Regions from separate parts of the Mus musculus genome. Here all the other regions are linked to region 1. The links are chromatin loops, found by intact Hi-C in ENCODE. Cell type or tissue: heart. All regions are shown on one strand.

What was found. Hi-C counts contacts between places; a loop is a spot of excess contacts. Peaks named below come from ENCODE experiments on the same cell type or tissue, not always from the same donor. Only the 100,000 strongest peaks of a DNase experiment are listed, where the experiment ranks them.
Region 2: a loop joins it to region 1, with 4 times the contacts of the local background. A loop is called at or near these places in 26 of 42 quality-filtered maps.
Region 3: a loop joins it to region 1, with 2.4 times the contacts of the local background. A loop is called at or near these places in 6 of 42 quality-filtered maps.
Region 4: a loop joins it to region 1, with 8 times the contacts of the local background. A loop is called at or near these places in 8 of 42 quality-filtered maps.
Region 5: it touches region 1 in a loop (11-fold over the local background); 12 of 42 quality-filtered maps call a loop at or near these places.

What each region holds. Positions count from the first base shown.
Region 1 is chr14:54,225,205-54,230,204 of GRCm38, forward strand. No RefSeq gene overlaps it. Among named protein-coding and RNA genes, the nearest start is that of Dad1, 26 kb to the right of the region's middle. In heart, a CTCF peak has its summit at 2,895 (motif pointing right); DNase peaks (open chromatin) are centred at 117, 1,967, 2,387 and 3,017; H3K4me3 peaks cover 2,100 bases; H3K27ac peaks cover 3,492 bases.
Region 2 is chr14:54,410,411-54,415,410 of GRCm38, forward strand. It overlaps a transcript of Slc7a7 not described here. Among named protein-coding and RNA genes, the nearest start is that of Slc7a7, 2.7 kb to the left of the region's middle. In heart, a CTCF peak has its summit at 2,536; DNase peaks (open chromatin) are centred at 2,611 and 3,511; H3K4me3 peaks cover 828 bases; H3K27ac peaks cover 1,500 bases.
Region 3 is chr14:54,358,161-54,363,160 of GRCm38, forward strand. It overlaps Oxa1l (oxidase assembly 1-like), which reads left to right and starts at 2,681. Exons shown (of 10, transcript NM_026936.3): 1 at 2,681-2,757; 2 at 3,162-3,308. The coding sequence starts at 2,695. In heart, a CTCF peak has its summit at 3,047; a DNase peak (open chromatin) is centred at 2,761; H3K4me3 peaks cover 1,753 bases; H3K27ac peaks cover 1,573 bases.
Region 4 is chr14:54,575,534-54,580,533 of GRCm38, forward strand. It overlaps Ajuba (ajuba LIM protein), which reads right to left and starts at 2,128. Exons shown (of 8, transcript NM_010590.5): 1 at 699-2,128. The coding sequence starts at 1,731. In heart, a CTCF peak has its summit at 2,830; DNase peaks (open chromatin) are centred at 308, 1,318, 2,058, 4,298 and 1 weaker place; H3K4me3 peaks cover 3,289 bases; H3K27ac peaks cover 3,432 bases.
Region 5 is chr14:54,491,506-54,496,505 of GRCm38, forward strand. Gm41153 (a long non-coding RNA gene) reads right to left here and starts at 1,408. Exons shown (of 3, transcript XR_874629.1): 1 at 1,342-1,408; 2 at 1,070-1,229; 3 at 808-831. In heart, a CTCF peak has its summit at 2,919 (motif pointing left); no DNase peak of the experiment used is centred here.

The DNA of each region.
Region 1 (5,000 bases):
ATGTTCCCTCTCCCGGCCACCCCTGATTAGAGTGACCGCAGAACCCCGTCATTTCTAAACTGCCTCATCTCTAGCCCACAATGAAGCCTTCTGAGACCAGTGACGGGGACGGCCTCAGGAAACACCACCATGACAGGGCCACCCTCACACACACACAGGGGAGGAGGGGCGAAGAGCCTCAATCCCACGCCCCTCCTCGAGTGTCTGACACGATGCCAAAGACTACCACTGGGGATTTCTTTTAATTAAACCATTCTCTTCCCTGTATTAGATGAAAGTGCCCATGGGAAGGTTAGTGCAGCAAGCCTTTATCAACCATTAAGAACTTAGGGCAAATTAGTTTGTCTTTTTTTTTTTTTCCTTGCTCCTAAAGTGGTAATTCACTTTGTTCTATTAAAAAAAAAAAAAAAAAATCCAGGCAAAGAAAGCGTGGGTGGCTGAGGAGATGCCGGGCTCCTAAAAACTGGCTGCCATAATGCAGAGGCTGAAGGGGGACCTTGTGGGAATGGAACAGAGTAAGAAGCCTAGAAGGCAGTATAGGAATCAAAGACAGACCTCCTCACTAAACGTGAAAGAGGCCCAGCCTCGGTTGAACCATGCTAGCCCAGTGTCCCCAGAGAGCAACATCCAGAGGTCACAAGAACCCTAACGTCACCTGAGGACCAGAGTGAGGTGACGTGGCAGGGATTTGAAGGGCCTCCCACAGCGGTGAAGTGAATATAGATAGCTTCCAGCCCCAACTCAAGCGAGGCCGGGACAAGGCAGACAGGAGGCCACTGATAGATCAAAGTCAACTTCATCGCCATCCAATCAGAACAAGAACTTTCTCCCACAGCTGAGGCTAAATCTCCACAGGAGCTGAACAAGTGTGGGGAACAGGCAGAGACTCTTCGACGTCGGACTCTGGGTCTCTCACTGCTTAGTCTGGAAGAGGCTACTGAGGAAACCTGAAGACATGACAATGGTCACAAGGCTGCCACTGCTCCCAGACCAGTCTGGACCAACTCCCGAAGAGAAGGCACCCATAGCCCAGCAAACTCCTTGCCAGGGCCAGCTGTAAAATGGGTATCTCTAGAGTCTAGATAAATGCCCTTACTCCCTAAGGGGTTTTCTGCAGGCCAGCTCTGAAGGCAGAAAAAAAAACGGACCCTTCACGTTCCAAGGCTAGAACTGTGGAAAGTGTTCTGCAACGTTGTCCGGTGCAGCTGGAGTCACAGTTCAGTCCAGAAACAGGCAGGCTGGACAGGTGTGTGCTCTGACCACTCAGGCCACCCCCTGAGGCTTCAAGGGTTTAGTTTTGTCTCATTTTTGTTTGGGGTATACCATAAAATCCAACTCCCAAAGCTCATGTCTAATATCAAATCTAATAGTGTTTTATTACCAGGTGACATGTTGGCAAGGGACTATAGATGACCCTTCGGATAGGAGGAATACCTTGCTCACCAGTAGCTCCTCCATACCTAGTGCAGTACCTTGCACCCAACAGATACCAACAGATGACATCATGACGGTCAACACAGTCACTGGGAGGGACCTGAGCTGGAGAGGGAACGTAGTGGCGTTAACAGAGGCCAGGTGAGCCACTGTCTCGGTTTTGCAAGGAATAGAGTAGCTTGGCAAAAACTATTAGAATAATCAGAGCTTGAGTGGTGCGCCCTTGAAGAGTTCAGACTCACATTAGCTTCATGACTGTTGACTGAATCCTGCAGGACAGTTACCAGGAAACACTGGCTTCTAAAAGTCTAAAGACTCTGGTCCTACATGAGAACCAGCATCCAGGGCCAAAGGTCACTTAATGTCCATTTCAGTTTCCCCAGTGACCCACACAAACCCACTGAAACCTAGTTCCTCGAGCAACATGTGGGAAGAAGGGCTTCCGGTTTACAAAGCAGGAAGTCTATATCCAGCCCACCCCGCCCTGGACAAGATTGAAGTCTGGGTCCCCGAGGGATATTTCCCAGAGGTGAGTGTGAGAGACCTGTCAAATACTGTAACTCTTGCATGTACTGGCTACGGGTGGGGGTGGGGTGGGGTGGGGGGCAGTCTGAAGGATCGCCAGCCCTGCTTTGGGTAAAAGCCACATGGGTAACACAGCTGTCTCCTTTCATACAGACACACAAGGCATAGGATTTCCTCCAAGAATCACACAGACAGCTGCACCCTGAAATGGGTAAGCTGGTCAGATAGTGAATCAATAGCCAGAAGTAGAACAGGAAATGGAAAAAGTTTCCCACTTCCCTCCAGGTGTTTGGGTCTGAACAGCCTCCCACTTCCATGACGTCACGGCTGCTGACATGGGCAAACAGGTCCCCCTTTGAAGCTCTCCCGCAGAAGCCACATCCTCTGGAAAGAGGAGTTAAAAATACAGAGTTAGAGATAAGATCTCTCCGGGCCACGTGCCCAGAAGAGGTAGGCTGGGCCGTTACACCGCAGCCCAACCACAGGTGCAGAAAAGAAGGCCACGGAGAGCACATTGGGTGGGGCTTGCAGGTCTTGGTGGTAACACCCATTCACAGCAGCCGGCTGGGGAGGCACTGCGGCTCCACTCCCAAGAAGTCCCCCTCCCCTGACCTCTATTGCCCTCAAATTAGACAAGTCTATATACTTAGTTCAAGGGAGAAAGTCTATGTCCAGTCCAGCTTGTGCTGGACAGGTTGTGAAAGAGGCAGCTGCCTACACACACAGCTAAGGCTCGTTCCCCAACAGATACCTTCCACAAGAAGCCCCATTCGCTCTCATTTCCACTCCAGGAGGAAATTTAAGTGTCAAGAGATAACCCTAGTGGACATCTGTCTCTCAGGGTCCTAGGAAGTCGCAGAACCTGAAACCTGAAAAACTTTCGTCTTGGGAGTCCCACTCTGTTGTAGTGTCTTAAGGTAGCCACACGGGGGCAGCAGTACTCCACCAAAAGGCTTTCTCCCTCGGCGTGTTTATTCGGGATAAAGAAAATCCCTGCATCCTACGGAAAAACTCTTTCCAAAGGAAAATAAAATGACAAGTGGCTTCTGTTTCACAGGGTCCTGCCCTGTGCCAGTCACTGGACTCCAGACTTGTGTGATCCTCTCTGCCTGCAAAGAGTCTAGGGTCAGGCCTTCAGGCAGCAGGGGGCACTGCCTACCCAGGTTTAGGAGACCTAGCTACAAGAGAAACCCAGAAAGAAACTACCCTGTTGGAAGCCAGGAGATGGAATATGGGGCCCGGCAGGCCCAGGATCCATGACTTCACTCTGTAGCCTGTAAACCCGCAGCCTCAGTTCTCCTCTTTGTACCAACATTCTCTCAGGTAGTTTAGAAACGAAGGCTTTCTTCCAGCGGGATACCTGTTAAAGGGCAGACACTGTGTCAGGTTTCAGGGACTCTGACTCCATACAACTAAAGTTTAAGAAATGGCCAAAGGGGTCGCCCATAACAGGTACTCACATGCTAGGTGTCTCTAGGGAGAAAGGACTGATGGGAAAGGAGAACAAGGGTTTGGAATTCGGGGCGGTTGATCTGAACCTGGATGATGGGCACATCGGGGTAGATGCCTGTCAAAATGCATCCAGCTGGAAAGCCTGGGTTTGCTGCACCTCAGTGTGTGTAAATTAAACTCAAGATTGCCTAAAGTCAAGGCACAGACAGTCCGGGCACTGTGTGAGCATGGGAGACAGACGTAATGGCTGTAATTTTATGGCCTCTGTTAATATCTTCCTGGCAGTCCTCAGGCAGGCAGGGGTCAGGCAAAGCAGGGTCTGTAAGCTTCAGTGTCCTTCGTGGCACATTTAACTTTCCCCTGTCTCTCTCCATTTTCCATTATTCACACGGAGACCGGAATGCATGCCCACCTTCTCTCCCTGTTGTCTGAGGAGATAATGGTATGCTAATGCTTCGCGAACCGAAATCCCCAGGCAGACACAAAGCAGTGGGATGGCAGCACGAGCGAAAGGATGGACCATAATCCTGCGCGCTTGCTCGGATGCACCCATGCTGCGATAAAAGCAGCCTGCTGCGTGAGGATGCCGGCGCTCACATAGGCTTGGGGCCCGCCAGGTCCCCCGCTCAGCAGCGGTCCCCCACCTCGCCCGTGACTGTGGCCCCAGTAGCTTCTATCACGCACATCTGTTACTCCTTCCATGACTTCCAGCTTTTGCAAGGTCACAGTTTTTTCAGGACCACAGGACCCCACGGTATCCCATGGCCCCCCTGATGCTTCTCACTGTATCACCTGTGAGGAGACACATTTTTTTCCCTCCTCTCTGGCACCCCAGGGGCTTCCCTGATTGTAGGATTCCTTGAGCCAGTAGTAGCAGGATACAATCGCTCCAGGCACCTCCCCTCAAGGCAGGTTTTCTGAGAAGCATTCCTCCTCCAGCCAGTGTGTCCTACAATATCCTAGGGTGTGTTTGTCCTGGAAATGTGAGCATACCACCCTTCCAGAGTCCACAGGGCTGGGCAGTGGTGGCGCACGCCTTTAATCCCAGTACTTGGGAGGCAGAGGCAGTCTGATTTCTGAGTTCAAGGCCAGCCTAGTCTACAGAGTGAGTTCCAGGACAGCCAGGGCTACACAGAAAAACCCTGTCTCCAAAATAAATAAATAAACAGAAATAAACAAAAACAAAAAGAGAGGCCACAGGATTCCAGTTTTGAAGCCCTCCTGAAATCCACTTTGAAACCATCCAGTTCCTTCCATTCTCTGAAACATCCACATTAAATTTATCAACCAAGGAAAAATAAAGAAAACACCAGATGGAAGAAGCACAGACAGACGTAAGATGGGACTGGCAGAACTTGAGAGTGAAGTGGATCAAATAACATGGTTTAGGTTGTGGGAGCAACTGGTCTGTTTCATGGTCAGTCTGGGCAGGAAATACCCAAGGTAAACCTAAAAGACTGTGGTCAACAAAACTGCAAGACGCGATTTTTTTTTTTTTTTTTTTTTTTTGGTTTTTCGAGACAGGGTTTCTCTGTGTAGCCCTGGCTGTCCTGGAACTCACTCTGTAGACCAGACTGGCCTTGAACTCA
Region 2 (5,000 bases), 190 kb after region 1:
AATCTCCTTTGTCAGCTCTGCCCCGGGACAGGAGGCCCAGAGGAAGGGACAGCTAACTAACTGGGTGTGCTCTCTGAAACCCCAGAGAGTCTAATAAGTTACCAAGTACAGAGCACTGGTGGCACAGACCTCTCCCCATGTGTCCTCCCTCCATGGCCCACCCAAACTTCACTTCTCTCTCTCACCCGAAACAAGAAAGGCAGGAAGGTTAGAGAATGGGACGCATTGTTCACAGGCTGAGATTGGCGGAAGTATGGGAGTGGTTCAGACGCCCCATGTGGCGCTCTAAGTGAGATCGCTGTACACTTCCCCATGCAGAGAAAGGGGTGGCTGCCTCTAAACCGGGGCATCACCCCCAAAGTCTGACCCTCGAGCGATTTCAAAAGAAATATGGTTCAGAAATGAGATCAAACTTCTAGATCCAACTCCATTCCACCATTATGCTCTTTCATTCTTAGGGAAACACACTACAACCTCTGGAGCGCCCAAAACTTCCTATGTAGGTCTCAGTACAAGCTTTCCTCCATTTCTTAAAAATATATGGAGGCCCAGACGTGAATGGCTCATACCTGTAATCCCACATCCAGAAGGTTGAGACAGGAGGGTCCTATTTGGTTAAGGCCAGACTAGAGACCCCATGTCAAAGGTGGGGGAGGGGGAGAGGGGCTGCCAAGATGAAGCCCATGATGGAAGGAGAAAATTTCCTACTGTTCTACGAGCGTGCGCGCACTACAATAAAAAAATTAGCTGAGCACCGTGGTACACACCTTTAAACCCAGCACTCTGGGGGCAAAGGCAGGGAGCTCTCTGAGTTCAAAGATCAAGGACAGCCTGGTCTACAGAGTGAGTTCTAGGGCAGCAAGGGCTATGAGGAGAAACTCTGCCTCAAAAGAAAAAAAAAACAAGCTAACATAATAATAATAATGTGTGTGTGTATGTGTGTGTGTGTGTGTGTGTGTGTGTGTGTGTGTGTATGGAAAGTTGGAGTATAGCTCAATGGTAGAGCGCTTACCTACCCCCAAGGCACAAAAATAGTGTGGAAATAAGGTTTCACTGAACTATGTTAGACAGGCCCAGAATAAACAGAAAAAGTTCTACAATTTGAAATCACAGTTTATTCTACCTTTATAATCGACTTTAACTCTGGTATACTGAGCCTTTTTTGGCAGCTTACCTGTTCTGAAACCCAACTGTGTATCCCTTCTTCTTCTACCTCTTCTTCACTCTTTGGTTATTCTACAGAAATAGTCAGAGACAGTTCATCTCTATGCTCACTCACCCTCCCAGCCCAGCCCCTTGATGTTCTTAGCTAAACCGAGATGGGATGCTGGGCTTAGGCCTCCCAAAAACTGTGCTTTGAGGATGGAGAGATGGCTCAGCAGTTGAGAGCACTTTCTGTTCTTGAGAAGACCCGAGCACCACACCCAGCACCCACATGGCAGCTCACAACTCCAGTTTCAGGAGATTTGATGCCCTCTTCTGGACTCCATAGCTACTAATACATACACGGTACATAAACACATGCAGGCAAAACACCCATACACATAAAAATGAATTTTTAAAAAAATTTTAAAGATTGCATTTCTCACAAGGCAGCCCTACATACATCTGAGATCCGTCTTGAAGACACTGCCCTTTCCTCCCAGCCTCCCCTGAAACACGTCCATGATGGTAGTGCTAACACTGCCTGAGTCCTTGTCCAGGCCAGACACCCCACTGTGCATTTCAATGCATTAGCTCGATGGAAAGTATGCAGCCAGGAAGCAGGTACCACACACTCTGCAGGGTGCCAAGTGGAGAGGAGGCAGGCAGTGAAGATCACACAGCTGTGCTGTCTCCTCAGCTTCCAGCTCTCTGGCCCGTCATTGTCTCTGGTCACCAGACCATCCCTTTAGACAGGAAGCCACCCCAGGTGGCTCCCTAATGAGTTACCTACCTAGGGCGGACTAAGATTAGATTGGAAAGCAATCTGCAGTCTTTAGGGGGACAGCCTGGGTGGAATCACTGTCACTGCCTTCCGGCTGCACCTCCCATTGTCATTTGGGGTGAAAAAGAGAAGTGACGCCCGGGCATGGTGGAGCACACCTTTAACCCCAGCACTTGGGAGGCAGAGGCTGGTGGATTTTTGAGTTCGAGACCAGCCTGGTCTACAAAGTGAGCTCCAGGGCTACACAGAGAAATCCTGTCTCGAAAAACCAAAAAAAAAAAAAACAAAAAAAAGAGAGAGAGAGAGAGAGAGAGAGAGAGAAGTGACAATGTCTACCCAGAGTACTGTGACTTCTATTGAAGACACAGAAACACACATCAAGACACCTGCCCTTTTAGGATCAAAATGCCCTTGCCGTCAGTGGAGTACAGACTCAAATGTGAATCCCTGGAAAGAATAAGGGAGAAAAGGATGTGAGGGTCCAGGAGGTTGAGCTCATGATTGATAACAAACAAACAAACAAATATACAACAAAAACCAGTGAAGTCCTTAAGGAATTGAAGGATGGATGGAACCCACACCCCAGCAAACAGCATGCCCTAGTGGTCTCTCCAGGAAGTACAACAAATGGAATCCTCTTTCCAGCTGCCAGTAAGGCCTCTGCAACCAGGCAAGACAGGCTGCCTGCCATTCATGGAAGTGCCCCCTCTTTCCTCAACCACTGCCTAGCACCAAAGGCAAGAAGACACCCCTTTTGGCTCTCACTGTAACGCTTCCACCACTCTAGAGGAACTCAGCCAGGGCAGATTTTACAGATGCTGACACACTGCTTGTCGTTTTCCCTTTCTTTTGCTGTGCTCATCGCTAAGGACATCATGGCTATTCCAGAAAAGAATACACTCATCCTAGAGCCTAAAGAAGTTCCCAGTCCAGGCCTTCCAGGGAGCAGGCAGCAGAACACCAGGCACGGAGGGCCTGGCAGAGCAGCTAGCCAGTGCTGAACTACCATGCTTCATGCTTCAACAGCACCACCAGAAATGCCCTTCCTCCGGGAACCTACACACAGCTCGGAGTCTAGACTCCTCTGCCAAGCTCAGTGAGCTACTGCGAGAACACCCTCTCTCCCCTGAGAGACCCCAAGCCTTGCCTTCCGCTCTTTAACTGGTCTGCATTGCCTCCCTTAACAACAGAAACAAAACAGATACATGCTAGTGTAGTTGGATTCCTCACCAGGCCTCCATAGCTCCATAGCCCCTCCCTCTCCAGTTCTCCATTTGTTTTTCTATATTCCACTATAGCTCAAACCGTTCCTTAAAAAAAAAAAAAAGTGAATTAAAAAAAGAAAACTGTTTACTGCTCTGACCAGAGCTTCCATTAACTACAGCTGAAGTCTCCGGACAGAGAGCTCTACCTAGACAGTGCCAGGGATAGGGGCCAAGAAATAAGGTTCTTCTTCCTCTCTCTCTTTGGCCAATTTTCAGGTACTCCATCCTCCCCCTGCGCTCCCTACACTTCCACTGCCCTTGCTTCCCCTCCTCTTACCTGTCCGGGAGACCTCTGGGCAAGTGCAGGGAGGAGGGGGCTAGCAGCACACTGGGGTGAGGGGTGGTAGTTAGAGAATGGGGGTGTGACTTCAGCAGCTGTTGACACGGAGGAGCAGAAAAGGCAGAGGGTGCCTGGGACCGAAATGGAAAACAGGAAAACACATGTGTGACTCTGGCCGGCGGTGGGGAGGGGCCAGAGGACGAGCCGGAGCTGAGACTGCCTGGTCAGACAGGGAGGTCCTCAGAGCCTGCTGCCACCCGGGCATCTCCTCTGCCGGGCTCCTCCTCCCCACCTCAGCCCAGAGCCTTCCTTGTGGCCCTAGCTTGCTGAGTAGTTAAGTGCAAAGGAAAGCGCCCTCCCGAGCCTCTCCTCCACTCTGTGTCCTAAAACTCTCCAACCTGCCTTCTGGGCTTATTTATGCCTTTGATCTCAAGATCCCGCCAGTGAAACTCAGCAGTCCTAGCTCAACAGCTTGTGCCATTTCAGCATCTAAAACAAACCAAGGAGGCCAACGAACACCAACAAAGGCCACCTGTGGGTACAGACAAGTTTGGACTCAGATATCAGCGAGCGCGAGGTCCCAGCTCAGATCTCTAATTGGCTGAGGAGTTGTCAACAACGGGTCTGAGTTACTAGGTAAAAACCAACTAGGCCTGTGCCACCCTGGGCACATTCCTAAAGTTGGCAGCTTTTCAAACCACTGTTATTTAAATATCTGTTAAATGTTTACTTTGCAGAAACAGAGAAAATGTGACCCTGGACTGAAAACGAGGAGAGGTCTGGGGAGATATTTCTGCAGGAAAAACAGCTTGCCTTCAAAACCTGACAAGCTCATCTAAGCCCCGAAACCCACAGAGGACAGAGAAAAAAAGCCACTCCCAAAAGTTGTCCTCTGGCCACACGTGGTATGCAGGGTTTACCCCTCTATTCCCTGCAGTCAGGTCTCTGTGAGCTCCTGTGAGTTTGAACCCAGACTGGCCTACATCGTGAGTTCTAGGACAGACAGGGATACATAGAGAAACTTTGTCTCAAAAAAAATTTTTTTTTCAAAGTTGTCCTCTAGTCTCTACACATGCACTGTGGATACACACACACACACACACTAATAAAAAAAGTGTTTACGGGGCTGGAGAGATGATTCGGGGGTTAAGAACACTGGCTGCTCTTTCAGAGGACTTACATTCAATTCCCAGCATCCACATGGCAGCTCACAACTGTCTGTAACTCCTGTTCCAGGAGATCTGACACCCTCACACAGACATACATGCAGGCAAAACATAAAATAAATAAAAAATAAATAAAATAAAACTTTTAAAGTTTAAACTAGACGAACCTCTTTATATTCAGAATCAAAAATATCATTTCTTGGTAGGCATATTAAACCACTGAAAATGTAGACCATACAAATATGTGTCCAGGGGAGTGGCACTTCACAGCACAAGAAGTATTTGCACAGTTCAGGTGTGACTGTGGCCTTCGGGCAGCCAGCTGTTCCATAAATTACTCCAGATAAGGACTCAAGAATTCA
Region 3 (5,000 bases), 130 kb after region 1:
TAGGCAAACACTTTACCCTCTGAGCTGCATCCCCTGTGTCTTCAATCTAAGTCTCTCGGATTTTGTTTCTGGCTCTCATAGTTTCTTTCTTTCTTTATTTTTTTCCCCAACCTTTAAACCCTGACACCTGGCACTGCAGCATTCTTTTCTGCTAATTCATCATCTCTGTTGTTTCTGGGTGGCTTGTGTTCTGTTGTTTCTGGGTGGCTTGTGTTCTGTTGTTTCTGGGTGGCTTGTGTTCTGTTGTTTCTGGGTGGCTTGTTTTCTGTTGTTTCTGGGTAAACTGTGTTCTGTTGTTTCTGGGTGGCTTGTTTTACTTTTCTCTGCTCCTACTAATATTTCAGATTTTTTCCCCATTTTGTTTTGTTTTTGTTTTTCCAGACAGAGTTTCTCTGTGTAACCTTGACTGTCCTGGAACTCACTCTGTATACCAGGCTGGCCTTGAACTCACAGAGATCTTCCTGCCTCTGCCTCTGTAGTGCTGGGATTGAAGGTGTATGTCACCACTACCTGGCTGATATTTCATATTTTTAAAAATCATTTATTTTTATTTTATGTGTATGAGTGTTTGCCCTCATGTATGTCTGTGCACTATGTGGAGTGCCTGATACCCGATGAACTAGCAGAGAGCATCAAATCTCTTGGATTTGGAAATAGAGACTGTTTTGAGCCCACTGTATGAGTGTGAGGAATCACACTCAGGTTAACTGAACCATCTCTCCAGCCCTGATTTTTTTTTTTTAGCTCTGTTCATTTTTTATTGAACATCATGCTTATTAAATTTTATCAGATATTAAATAATGTGACTATTACATTGTTGAAATTGTTAGCGTGTATTGTCTTCCTTAAAGTAATATTTAATTTTGCCTAAACAAAAAAGATAAAATTTTCCAAGATTTTTGTTTGATTTTTGCTTTGCTTGTTTGTTGAGACAGACTTTCTTTATGCAGTCCTTGCTGTCCTAGAACTCACTGTGTAGACCAGGCTGGTCTCAAACTCACAGAAAGACATCTGTCTCTGCCTTTTGAATGCTGATATTAAAGGCCTGTTCCCACCACATCTGACAATAGATGATAGATAGATAGATAGATAGATAGATAGATAGATAGATAGATAGATAGATAGATAGACAGACAGACATTTAGGCATGCATATATGAGTGTTGTGCTTGCTTATATGTATTTGTACCACACACTTGCCTAGTATCCATAGAGACAGACAAAGGTGTCAGAACTCTTGGAACTGGAGGTGTATGTGGTTGTGAGCTGCTATGTACATACATAAGAATATGTGCACGCACACACACACACACACACACACACTCTCTCTCTCTCTCTCTCTCTCTCTCTCTCTCTCTCTCTCTCTCCAAAATAAAAGTCGCAAATTTCGGGGTTGGATATGGCTCAGCGGTTAAGACTATTTGCTGCACCATGGTGAATACCAGAGTTCAGATCCCAACACTTATGCAACAAACACCTCTAACTCCATCCCTCTTCTGGCCTCCGAGAATGTACACTCATACAACACACGACATCTATGAAATAAATAAGTTTTTATTCCTCCAAAGTATCTAGTAGCATATGAAGAAGTATATGTGATCAACCCCCTCCTTCCTGAGCAGTAATTTATTTTTCACATTACTTTTTTTTTTTAAGATAAGGTCTCCATTTTTAACCCTGGCTGGCCTTGAACTCACCACTTACCTGAGTCAGCTTCCTCTTCAGTGCTGGGATCACAGGCGTGCAGCACCATACCCACCTTATTTCAATTTATGCTTTAGGGAAGCTTTTAGTTTCAAAAAATACACAACAAAATCTACAAATAGATAGTAACAATCTTGAGACAACAGATCCAAGACATCAAGTTCAACTTTCATCTTTAGTTTCCTCGGTTATTTCCCGGAAACTGCCTTCCCTATAGCTTTGTCAGATTCCAGGCTACTTTCAAATTTCATTGGATCTGTAATTACAATATTACCTTGCAGTAAGAAAAAACCCACGCCAAGCACAGATGTAAAAGCTATTGTTTTCGCCTTTCTGGTTTGCCTGTTTGTGGGGTTAATTCTAGTTTGAGATTTTGTTTATTCATTATCTTCTTGTGACAGGCAGGGTCTCTCTGCAGTCCTGGCTAGCCTTAAACACAATAGGTAACCAAGATTCACCTCGAATTTTAGGCAATCCTCCTGCCTCCGCCTCCCAAATGCTGGGATTATAGATTTGAGGCACTATTCCAAGAGTAAAGGCCATTTTTAATCCAAGAATTATTTTAACCCAGGGAACAATTACAGTTTGGGAAATGGAAGGGAAAACAGGAAATATGCTATGTTTACACTGCCACTTAACAGCGCATCCTGTCTCTTAGTTTCTTTTCTTTTTTTTTTTTTTTTTTTTTTTTTTTTTTGATTTTCGAGACAGGGTTTCTCTGTATAGTCCTGGCTGTTGTCCTGGAACTCACTTTGTAGACCAAGCTGGCCTCGAACTCAGAAATCCGCCTGCCTCTGTCTCTTAGTTTCAATCTCTGCGGAATCTTGACTTTTTTAAACCACTTCAAATACCATCGCCTGTCTTCATTCTCCCTCACTACCTGATCTGTGACGTCAGGTCTGACTGCCTGCCCATTTCCAAAATGGCCTCCCCCGCAGCGTCAAAGTTCTGAGTGCGCGTGCGCGAGAGTAAGTTCCCTCTTCCCGGCAAGATGGCGAGGAATTTAGTGTGCGGTCGCTGGCAGCTTCTGCGACTCCTACGACCCCAGCGTTCGGTAAGGTTCCGTCCAAAGCGCGGGGATGCTGCCTTGTCCTTGTCACCTGAGCTGAGGTCACGAGCAGATGCTGACCTGGTCACTGCGACCTGCGAGTCATGACCTCCGGTCGCGTGAGGGCACCACCGGGTTACGTCCCGGGGTTGGTGGCCTGGTTTCTCTGTAGCTGTTTGGAAACTGCCTGCGACCCTGAGCCGTGACCTCTGGGCCCCGTCCCCGGGCTTCGGTAACAGGATGCGGGAGACCCTAACCGGAGCTGCACCCTGCACGCTCCAGTGCATGGCTTCGGGGCCTGTAGTCTGTGCGAGCAGAGTTGCAGCGCCCCACTGCTGCAACCGCAGGCTGTCTGCGGGAGAGGCGGGTCGGCTGGGACTCAAGGCCTTCCCTTCCTTTCACATGGTCAGTACCATAGCGTCGCAGTGTCCCTGAGACCGCTGGCCGCCGAGCTCCTCGCAGCCCGCCGGGGTAACGGGCGGCCACCCTGTGCTCTTCTCGCCGTCTTCACTCCTCGCTGCATCAGTACATCTGCCACCCTCTTTGCAGAAGCCCAGGTAAGAGGTTCCCGCTGAGGAAAGGAGCACGACTTCTTGGCCCCTTTCTTTTGGTTCTGTGTTGTTTTGTTTGTTTTGTTTTGCGGGAGACAGTGAATGTGTAGCAGAGTTCTCACACTCCTCCTAAGTTCCTCCTAATATTAACCTGTTTGGAGTAGAAGTAGATTCTCATCTCAGGCAACTCAGTGAGGAAATGCCTAAAAGTGCTGAGAAATTTGTAGGGCAGGCAAAATGACCCTGCTGTACAAAAGCTCTTGCTATTGCAACCCTGGTAAACCGAGTGCCAACCCTGGAACCCAAGTAAAGGTGGAGCAGGTTGTGGCACAATCCTAGTAACCCCAGCACTTGGGAGGCAGAGATGGATAGATCTCTGAATTCAAAACCAGCCTGGTCAACATAGAGCTGTGTAGTGTGACCTTGTCTCAAAAATGAAAAAAAATAAATAAATAAATAATGAAGGAAGAAGGCGCCACACAAAGTTCATCTCTGACTTCCACACATGCTGTGGCATGCATGCCTACATACATCACACACACAAGATAAAAAAAAATTAAGCCTGGCGGTTGGTGGCGCACGCCTTTAGTCCCAGCACTTGAGAGGCAGAGGCAGGTGGATTTCTGAGTTCGAGGCCAGCCTGGTCTACAAAGTGAGTTCCAGGACAGCCAGGGCTACACAGAGAAACCCTGTCTCTAAAAACAAAAAACAAAACAACAAAAAAATTAAATTTGCCTGGCATGGTGGCGCACGCCTTTAATCCCAGCATTTAGGAGGCAGAAGCAGGCAGATTTCTGAGTTCGAGGCCAGCCTGGTCTAAAAAGTGAGTTCCAGGACAGCCAGGGCTATGCAGAGAAACCCTGTCTCGAAAAACCAAAATAAATAAATAAATAAATAAATTTAACTAATTAATTAAATTTTGTATTATATTCAAGACACTACCAGAGGAGTGGTGGTAAGCCAATAAAGTGAAATGTGATTGTGAGTTTGTGTGTTTGTGATCTGTGTGATTCTTTGAATACTGTTTCTTAGAAGCCTGTGTAGGATTTTTCTCAGAGAGATTTATCATATTGTGTTATGAGTGTGTGTGTGTGTGTGACGGTGTGCATGTGTACATGAGTGCCCATTAGAGAGCCTGAGGCTGGAGTTACCAGTGGCTGTATGCTGCTCTACAAGGGTGCTAACGACGGAAAATGGATCCTCTGCTGGAGCTCTTAGCCCCTGAGCCATGTCTTGGGATGTAGTCAGTAACAGAGCTCTTGGTTAGCATGTACAAGGCCAACCTGAACTACAGAGCAATCAAGATCCTGCCTCCAAAACTAACCTTCCCACCCACCCACTACCATTTAAAAAAAAAAAAAAAGAAGGAAGGAAGGAAGAAAGAAAGAAAGATTGGGAAAAAAAATTGAATTAAAGAGAATTTTGGGCTGAGGGCCAGCTCAGTCAGTGGTCTGTGTTCTTGCCAGATGTGTGTGAGGCCCTGAGTTCAATTTCTAGCACAGAACAAAAGGATTCCAAGTACTGTTGATTTGGAATATGGGAAGGGCAATGACCATGATGCTCACTCAGATGACTGAAGTCTGGGAACCGTGATGTGGGAAGCAAGTTCCCTGCCTGAAGGGAAGCCATGAGACACTCTCTTAAGTTATCCTGCTAGAGGCAAAAAATATTGTCCTTTGAAGGCAGGGTTGTATGGAC
Region 4 (5,000 bases), 350 kb after region 1:
GTGAAAACAGGCGGATAGGTACTGGCCTATTTTAAAAGGCCACCAGCACACACCTCACCATCAGGACTGGGGCGGGACCGGGCAGGACTTGAATCCTTGCTTTCCTATCAGGCTTCCCTATCAGGCTCCATTTCCCCGACAGCAGGCAAGACTGCGCGGGAGCTAGCAAACATCCCCCAACGCAAGCACACGCTCCCCACCCCTCCGCCTGGCGGGCGTCGCCCACGGCACCTGGAGCGCCAGGGCAGGAGTCGGCACGCACGCGGCCGCCCGCCCCGCCCCCCGCGCATTCCCCGAATTCCTACGGGTGGAGCAAGGAGCGGGTGGGGGCGCGGCACGCCGGAGCTTGCAGGAGCCCAGCCGCGAGGGGGGCGCGAGAGGATGCTCTCCTGGCCCCGCAGCGCCTCCTCCTCCTTCCGAGGCCTCCTACTGCGACAGGCCGTCGTGCCACGATGCTTGAGAAAAATGGGACTCCCGAGAAAAATCAAGAGTTGAATTTGTCAGGGATCATCAGCCTGGTTCCATTAGAAACCTGGCTGGACTGAGCAAGTGCTCTAGGGTCCGCCCTTTTCCATATTAGAAAAATCTGGGGTCTCCACCTGCAACTCCCGGCCCCAGCAATTTGTGCTGTCGGGGCGATGGGTAACCGCACACATTGACCGGTCTCTCGGTTCCCTAGCTTCTTCTTTCCTACTTACCAAAGTAATCTTCTCTGGCCTCTGGCTCCCGTATCCGTGATCGGGAGGCCTCTGGAACGAAGGGACCAGGAGACTCCTCCAGACCCGACGGCTCAATCCCCGAGGGTTCCCCGCGAGCACCCGCTTCTCGCCCACCGGTAGCCACGGTCAAACGCAGCAATGCTGTTAGCTCGTCCTGGTAACGGGCCCCCGCGGCGCAGTCCCCGTAGCCTGTAACCGAGTGTCGTCCGGGTTGCGCCCCACGTCTCTCCAAAGGACCCGCTGTTCCCACCACGGCTCCGGTTAGAGCTCCGGGGCTGCCCAGGGCCGGGGGGTACGAGTGACGGCTCTCCTGGCAGCCGAATCCCACGGACCGATGGGCACATAGTCGGTCCAGGGCAGCGTGGAGCTCCGGGTAGGCGGACGGAGCCCCTCCAGGGTAGCCCGCAGGAGCAGTGGTCAGCGGGAGGCCGAATAGGCACGGCCCCGCGGGCAGCGGGCTCCCGTGGCGCTGGTCGTAGCCCATGCTGATGCCGCTGGTCCGATTGCTGCACGGCCGGCTACCTCCGGCTCCGCTGGCCCCGGCTCCGTCCAGCAGCAGGCTGCCCCGGGGGCTAGATGGCTTGCTCGCATCGCTGGCCGAGCTACTGGCGAAGCTGGAGCGAGGGCTAAGGGCTGGAGCCGTGGTCTCCAGCCGAAAATCAGGAGGCGACGACAGAGGCAGAGGCAGGGCTCGAGTGGGCGGCGGCCCCCCGGGAAAGGACCCTTCGAAGCGCTGCGCTTCAAAGGAGCCGCGTGCGTTCCGCTCGGCGTCCAGGGGCCCTTGCTCCCTGGCCGGTTCCAAAGGTTCATCTCCAGGCCCCCCATTCGCTCCACGGTGTCCTGACTTCCTAGGTCCCCCCAACCCGCTTAAGCGTCCCTTGCCTGCTCCGGGGGTCCCATCAGACCCAGACCGGCTCGCTTCGCCCTTTCTGCGGCCGAACTTGGCGCTGCCGGAGTCCGAGAGTCTCAACTTTTCTAGCAGACGACTGGCTTTCTCCCCTAACCGTTCCATGCCCACGGATCTGGGGCCTGCAGCCCCCTCCTCGCCCGGCACGCTGCAGTGTTTCGGCCAGAGGCCGGGCTCGAGTTCCCCGGGGCTCGGATTCCTGGGATGCAAGTCACTCACGGGGGCTCAGCGAGCGGCCCAGGTGCCGGGTGCCCGCGATCCCGAAGCATGCCCCAGCGAGAGGGTCCGCGCGCGGCTGGCAGGGCCCACGGTAGCGGCTGTCCTCCGCAGGTCTGTCCACGCGTCCGCTCGCGCCACCGCCCGCCGGCCCGGCCCGCCCCCCTGGCTCTCACTTGCACGGACCCAACTTCTCCAAACTTTTGTCTGCCTGGCCGGATCTACTTTCCGGGAAGGGCGGAGCGCGGTGTGCACCCCGGGTTGAGGTGTCCGCGCAAGGATTTCCTGGGCATCACAAGCAGGGAACTGTGGAAGCTGCCTCCGAGGTGGAGAGCTGCAGACAGGACGTAAAAGGTCAAGGGGCAGATTGGGCAGCTGCGTCCACAAAATTCAAGAGTTTAGACTGGGGGAGGGGGAGTGAAAAGGAACTCTTTGTTTACAGTTGGAATGCGCGGAGGGGCACTGTGGAATGTATCCATCAACGTTGGGAAGAAAAGGGCTTGTTCTACAGAAATATCGTGATACTGTTCCTAGAGTGAGGACTGCGGGGGAGACGGTGAGAGATGTCACAGAAGTGATAAGACAGGGGGCCAACCGTAAGAGGAAGATGAAAGGTGGATATGTAGGAGGTCCAGAGACCCGTGTGTAAAGATAGCTCTGAGAGGCAAGGAGGCGCAGGCAAGAAGTGTGGGAGCTGCAAGACCAACGAATGCATAAAGCAGGGAAAGGACAAGTTGGTCCGGAGACTTGAGAGACAAACAGATAAGCTGCAATAAAAAAAGCACTTTCTAGCCCCATGATTCTCTGATGGTGGAGTGGGAGGATACGAGGTTTATGTGCTTATATGAAAAGAAGCGAGGAAAATAACAGGCTGATCCCTGTCGCTAGAGGGACAAGAGGAAGATTTAGTGTGTACATAAAAACACGGAGAAAGGTTTTGGACTAAGGCAACCCTAAGGGCAATAGAGCGAGACACGGGAAGAGACACCCCCTGGTGTTGAGAAGTGAAACTTTTAGCGAGCATTTTAGGTGGCTAGAGATCAAAAAGTGTGATTTTTTCAGGCAAGGTTACACTCTCCCAACTCCGACCCTCTCATGGCTTCCTCATAAGAGGCTGATGGCAGAGTGGACAGCCATTCTTAAGGGGAGTGGACTAGATAAATGTTGAGGGTGGAAAGGGGTAAGACGTAATAATGACCAATGATCAAGGAAAGACACGCTTGACTAAAACCAGAACCAGGCAGCTTTTGTTTTCTATCCAAAAATAACACCTCAGATGGTGAGAGATAGGAAATGGTGGGAAATTACTTTCTTTCCACCCACCCCCAAACGGGGTGGGGGTGGGGGTGGGGGTGGGGTTCCTCTGGGTAGTCCTGGCTGTCCTGGAACTCACTCTGTAGACCAGACTGGCCTATAACTCAGAGACCTGCCTGCCTCTGCCTCTCACGTGCTGGAATTAAAGGTCTGGGCCACCACATCTGGCTTCCTTTTTGTATTTAGGGTCTATGAAAATGACACGCACACAACTCATGCATATTATTTTCATTTGTATATTTTGAGAATCTTTTATAATTTTATATCCCTAGGGAGTGGGGAGGAGAAGGCAGGCATTGCGTACCTATTCACAGCACTGAGAAGTCTGAAGCCAGGAGAACAGATGGTTTGAGGTCGGTCTGGGTTATGTAGTGAGTTCTAGGACAGCCTGTGCTACATAAACCTTTCTCTCAAAACAAAAAGGCCAGGGATTCTGACACTGCAATTAACCCAGGCACTCAGGGAGGCACAGGCAAGATGATCTGTGAGTTCAGTGTCAGTCAGGGCTACGGGGCGTCCCCAAACCACACCAAAAGGACAAGGAAACTGACCTCTTTGTCTAAGTTGTATTTTAACTCAGAATTGATTTCTCTAGATAGCCAGTCTGTCCCTGGTCAAGACTACAGCTTTTCTCTGATCTCTAAATTTTCCTCTGAGGCTAAAAACATCAGTAACGAAGTAACCTGTCAGGTTGCAACCCATTGTGGGCAGCTTTTTCACAACTAGCATGAGGGTCCTGCCCAACCCCCACCCCTACCCCCTGATGCAAGGATGATTGAGGGTCTTCCAGGGATGTCTGAGGTCTCAGCACACCTCTAATATTTAGAAGTTTTGACTTTGGGGGTGAAGAGGAAAGTGACCCTGTTATTTAGTTTTTTGAGATGGGGTCTCTCTGTGTTATCCTAGAATGGTATGTAGAGCAGGCTGGCCCTGAATTCAGAGATTCTCCTGTCTCTGTCTCGCAAGTGCTGATTAAAGCTGTGTACCACCACCCTAGATGAAAGAGAAGAGGAAAACGTAAGAAAAGTTTTGAAGCTCCTAAAAAGGCCTACCCAAAGTCTGGCTTGGCTACAGTGGGCATAGCTGGGACGAACAGCTGGGGTAATAGGAAGCAGAAACTTCCTGTTAGAGGACAAAGAGGCGCCCTGATGGAGCACGCCCCACCCAGTAGGCTCATGCCCTCAGGGGAAGTCCAGCCTGGGGCTGGAGCTCCAGAAGCAGCCCTCTTTTATTTATTTTTGATCATATTTATATTTGTTTGTGTGTATCTGTGTGTGTGTGTGTATGAGTGTGTGAGCACGTGCACGTGCACTTATGCAAGCACACCCCTTGATGCTCATGTGGAAGCCAGAGGACCACTTACATTTCTCTTGCTACCATGAAGGTCTTTGGGTTGTCATGCTTGCCAGCAGAGCCACTAAGTCACCATGCCCTTTGTTTTGATACAGAATTTGACTGTTGTGAGAGCTGTCCTCAAAATCAAATCCTCCTGCCTCTGCCTCCTGAATGCTAGAGCTTCGGGCACATGCTACCAGGCCTGACTTTAGCAAGCCTTCTTCATCACCAAAAACTGTAATAATACTCTATATACACAGCTGGCTTCTTTTTTGTTTTGGTTTGTTTTTGTTTGTTTTGGTTTTGGGGTTTTTGGTCTTTTGAGACATGGTTTCTCTGTGTAGCCCTAGCTGTCCTGGAACTTGCTCTGTAGACCAGGCTGGCCTGGAATCCAGAAATCTGCCTACCTCTGCCTCCTGAGTGCTGGGATTAAAGGTGTGTGCCAGCCACCACTGACCAGCTGACATATCTGACTTCTTCTTCTTTTTTTTTTTTTAAACCCCCAGCAT
Region 5 (5,000 bases), 270 kb after region 1:
AGACTCAAAACAAACACAGCAAACTGCAAGCCAGATGTGGCAAACAACTGTAACCTCAGCCTTTGGGAAACTAGCGCATGCCAGTGGCCACAGATTTAAGGCCAGCCTGAGCTACACAGTCTATGCAAGCTAGGGCTACAGTGTGGGATCCTGTCTACACACACACACACACACACACACACACACACACACACACACACACACACACAGAAGAAACCTGGCCTGGTGAACCATCCTGTAATCCCAGAACTCAAGAGATGACTCAGCAATTAAGCTCACTTGCTGCTCTTGCAAAGGACCTAGGTTTGGTTCCCAACACCTGCATGGTGATTTACAATCATATTTAACCCCAGTCCCAGGGACTCAAATGCCCCCCTCCTTCTGACCTCTTCTGTCAGGCTCACTCATGGTCCACAGACAAACATGTAGGCAAATGCTCATACACATAAAATAAAAATAAAATAAAAATTACGTGAAAGACTGAAGCAGGGCTGGGTACTATGAGTTTGAGGCCAGCCAAGCTACATAACAAAACAATGTCTCAAACAAAAGAACATAGTTATTTAAAGATTTAGCACATGTGTGTGCAAGTGTGTGTGGTATGTGTGCGTGTTTGAATGTTACCTGTGTGGATACCATAGGAAACCAAAGAAGGGCATCAGATCCCTTGGAACTGGAGTTAGTAGCACTTGTAAGCTACAAAACATGGTGCTAGGTATCAAACTCCCCAGCTCAGGAACACAGCAAACCAAAGGAAGGTCTTGTCTTAGAAGAGACATAAGCATACAGTAGGAGACGTCTTTGATTAGGTTTTGCGGTCACCTTTCACTCCTAGAAAGAGAGAACATTAGCTGAAAAATTGAGTGGACCAGACTGGCCTCTAGTTACATGTCTGTGGAGCATTGTCTCAATTGCTAATTTATGTAGGAGCCCAGCCCACTGTAGGCGGGGTCATCCCTAGGCAAGTGGGCCTGGGCTGTCTAAGAAAGGAGGAAGCCCAGCCCACTGTAGGCGGGGTCATCCCTAGGCAAGTGGGCCTGGGCTGTCTAAGAAAGGAGGCTGAACAAACCTGGGGAAGCAATCCGGGAAGGAAGCGGTCCCTCCGTGGTTTCTGTTTCAAGTGCCCACCTTGGATCCCCTCAATGGTGGAGGACATCACTGATGAAATCAAGCCGTTCCTCCCCAACTTGTTTTTGCCTAGTGTTTAGTCAAAACGACAGGAAGCCAACCTACAACAGAGCCCAAGTCAAGCGAGAAGCCTATTTAGAACCGAGGGTTAGTTGGATAATGCTAGCTGTTCCAGGAAAGGATCTGGGTCAGAGTCTCACTGAATCCTCCTACCTGTACTCAGGTGGGAGAACTGGAGGGAGGTTTCTTCTATCTTAGCCCGGACAGGGACTCTTCATTGCCAGCTTCTCTCTACTCTAACCGCCCCCTACGGAGGGATGAGTAACAGCGCTGAGTCACACACAGTGGCACCAGCTGTTATGTACTAGACATTGCCACCTTATATGGGGTAAAAGTACCGCAAAAGTTGTCTTAGATGTTTCCTTACACCCGTGTTGTCTTTCTCTCCAGTGAAGTAAGAACAGAGTAAGAGGCCGGGCAGTGGTGGCGCACGCCTTTAATCCCAGACTTGGGGGCCAGAGGCAGGCAGATCTCTGAGTTTAAGGCCAGCCTGGTTTATGGAGTGAGTTCTAGGATAGCCAGGGCTTCTCAGACAAACCCCTGTGTTGAAAACAAACAAACCAAAAAAAAAAAAAAAAAAAAAAAAAAAACAAACAAACAAGAAGAATAGAGTAAAAAAAGACTGATGTAGAAGACCCAGTGTTCAGAAAGGGGATGGTTGGGGAAAGTCGGGGGTGGGACTATTGAGGAAATCAAACAGAAATAGGGGCCCATCTGAAAAGGGAAGGGAAACTGTCTGTGAGTATAACAGTTAAGAAGAGTCTAAGCCAACTGTGAGGTCCGGTTCGCAGCCTCAGAATGACTAACAAAAAATAGTCCCCGCACCACTCAAGATACATTAGCAGCCAAATCGATAACTATAGGGGACTGGGCCATAGCCAGCAGCTCCTACCTAAAAATAGAATATCATTCTTTTGTTCCCTTCCCATAGGCCCAAAGAATAAAGTAAGATAGGCTTGAGGGATGGAAGGGCTGGGGCAGGGAGAGCTCTGGACACGAGTTAGGACCTAGCCAAGTCCTAGTCCAGTGGCTGCCTGTGTCGCCAGCCAACCTCTAGTACTTTAGTGTAGAAAGTAAATCTGGAGGCTAACATCCCACAAAACCATCACCCCACCTAGAAGGCTGAGAGCTGACAAATTAAAACCTAAGGGCAATTATCCATATTTTTAGCATGATAAAGTCTTAGCATTCTGTTGCCATAGTGATCAGTAAAGAATGGAGGATCTCCACAGAACCCTGCCCCTGAATTCAGGTCCTCTCCTTTAGGTTGGCTCCTAGGCCTGGAGCCACACTCTGGCATAGCATAACCCCTGCTGTGCCAAGCAAGCAGAGGACGGTGCCCCTCAACAGACCTACTCTTGGAATACTTGACTCTCTGGAATTCACTGGTCTTAAATCTGTTATCCCAGGTAAAACTATATAAAGCAAGGGGTAAGAGCTGGTTAGTAAACAGTTGTAGGGGGCTGGAAAGATAACTAAGAGATTAAAGGTACTGCTCACCCAGAGGGACACACACACACACACACACACCTTTTTTAAAAGAGAAAAGGTTGTAGACATCAAGTATGAAGAGCCCTGTGGTACAATGCCCATGCCATTTTTGGATACTGAACTGGGATTCCCATAATCCCATAGGTCAGAGGCAGAGCCTAAAGGCAGACTGGGTGTAAACTCAGAGGCCTCTCTGGACCACAGAACGCCAGATGGCAGTGCTGTCACAGCGCCATCTGGTGGAAAGAGGAGGTTTGTCCTTAGGCACTGAGGAAGTCAAAGTGGCCAGAAGGTTCAGAGATAGCTAAGATAATGGAGGGAGTCAGGTGATTGAGAATGTAACCCAGATACCTATGGGAACCCTCACGTTGGTGTGAGACACTTGCCCACTTTACTCCTGAAGGCTAAGCACAACAAAGAGGATGAAATGCATATTACCAAATTTCAGACCCCTATACCATCAAGGTTTGGGCTCAGAAGTCAACAGCAGATAGCTGCCCCAACTAAGGCCACACACTGGTAGACAACAACCATCTCAACAGGAACTTGCCTTTTGTAGAAGTTTATGTCTGTGTCTTAGTCAGAGTTTCTATTCCTGCACAGACATCATGACCAAGAAGCAAGTTGGGGAGGAAAGGGTTTATTCAGCTTACACTTCCACATTGCTGTTCATCACCAAAGGAAGTCAGGACTGGAACTCAAGCAGGTCAGGAAGCAGGAGCTGATGCAGAGGCCATGGAGGGATGTTACTTACTGGCTTATTTCCCCTGGCTTGCTCAGCCTGCTCTCTTATAGAACCTAGGACTACCAGCCCAGAGATGGCACCACCCACAAGGGGCCTTTCCCCCTTGATCACTAATTGAGAAAATTCCCTACAGCTGGATCTCATGGAGGCATTTCCTCAACTGAAGGTTCTTTCTCTGTGATAATTCCATCTGTGTCAAGTTGACACAAAACTAGCCAGTACAGTATGTATGTATGTATGCATGCATGTATGTATACATATGTATATATATGCATATAATGTGTGTATGTATGTATGCAGATAACCAGTATAAAATCCATTGAGAAGAGCTCACAGAAAGGAGCAGTTTTAACTGTGAGGATCACACAGGGGACGCACACAGCAAGTAATGGAGAGCAGTCCTACTCTGTCCTCTGACTCAAGGTCAAACAGAGAGCTGGTGGAGAAGCACAAGTACTCATAGGAAGGGTGATGGCATCCCACCTTCCACCAAGCTCTGGAAAGTTCCCTAAGGCATCCCAAATGCCTGACAGAAGAGACAGTTCCCACACCTCCTAGCAAGAAGCTGAGCCTACATCATGTTTCTCAATACGTCTATGGTGTTTGTCCGGCAGAGAAAGCTTGGATGCACCCGCATGTTCCAGTGTCCTTTGTATTTGGATGCCCTACAGGTTCTTCTTGGGAACTTATAGGATAAAGGTTAATTTCTTACACTATTGCTCATGGTTTTACCAATGGGGGAAGAATGGAGAACTCACTAGAGTGTTGGAGAAGGGCAATGACGACTTTGAAGATGCACAGATACACGTAGAGGGACAAACGTGTCCAGTGTCGGTATGGATCTCATGCTCCTTTCATGGACACTTCGTTTAGCAGAGTCCGTTCCCAGAGGGTCACAGCAGAAGCTCTTCTTGGTGACTAAAAATGGTCCCATGGGACTGGGAGAGATGGCTCAGCAACTAAAACCACAGACTTCTCCAAAGAACCTGGGTTCAATTTTCAGCACCACATGGCAGCTTACAACCATGTGTAACTCCAGTCCCCAGAGATCCAAGGCCCCTCTATGGCCTCTGTGGGTACTGCACACACATAGCATACAGACATGTATACAGGCAAATGCCTATATGCATAAAATTAAAATAAACCTAGACACTAAATACATAAAAGTGGCCCCAGTTCTTCAGAGTTCCATCCTTGCCTCGAGAATAGCACAAGAATGGAAGAAAAGGCAGAAAACACTAAGAAAAGGCCCTGGTGAAACCCTATGGGACCTTAGAAGGTAGCATACTGTGCTCATTTTACCTGTGTACCAACACTAGTCTGTCCCCATTGTCTCCCTATCATGCTTTTCAAATGTGTCTATCTGAGTGTGTGCCAGCTGTGTGTGGTACCCACAGAGATCAGAAAAGGGCATTGAATTCTTAGAGCCAGAGTTACAGGCAGTTGTGAGCCACCTAACATGGGTACTGGGAACTGAACTCGGGTCTTCTGGAAGAGACTCAAGCTCTCTTAACCACTGAACCATCTCTTGAGCCCCGAAATACACCAATTCTATAAAGCTAGAGCAGAGAGGGTA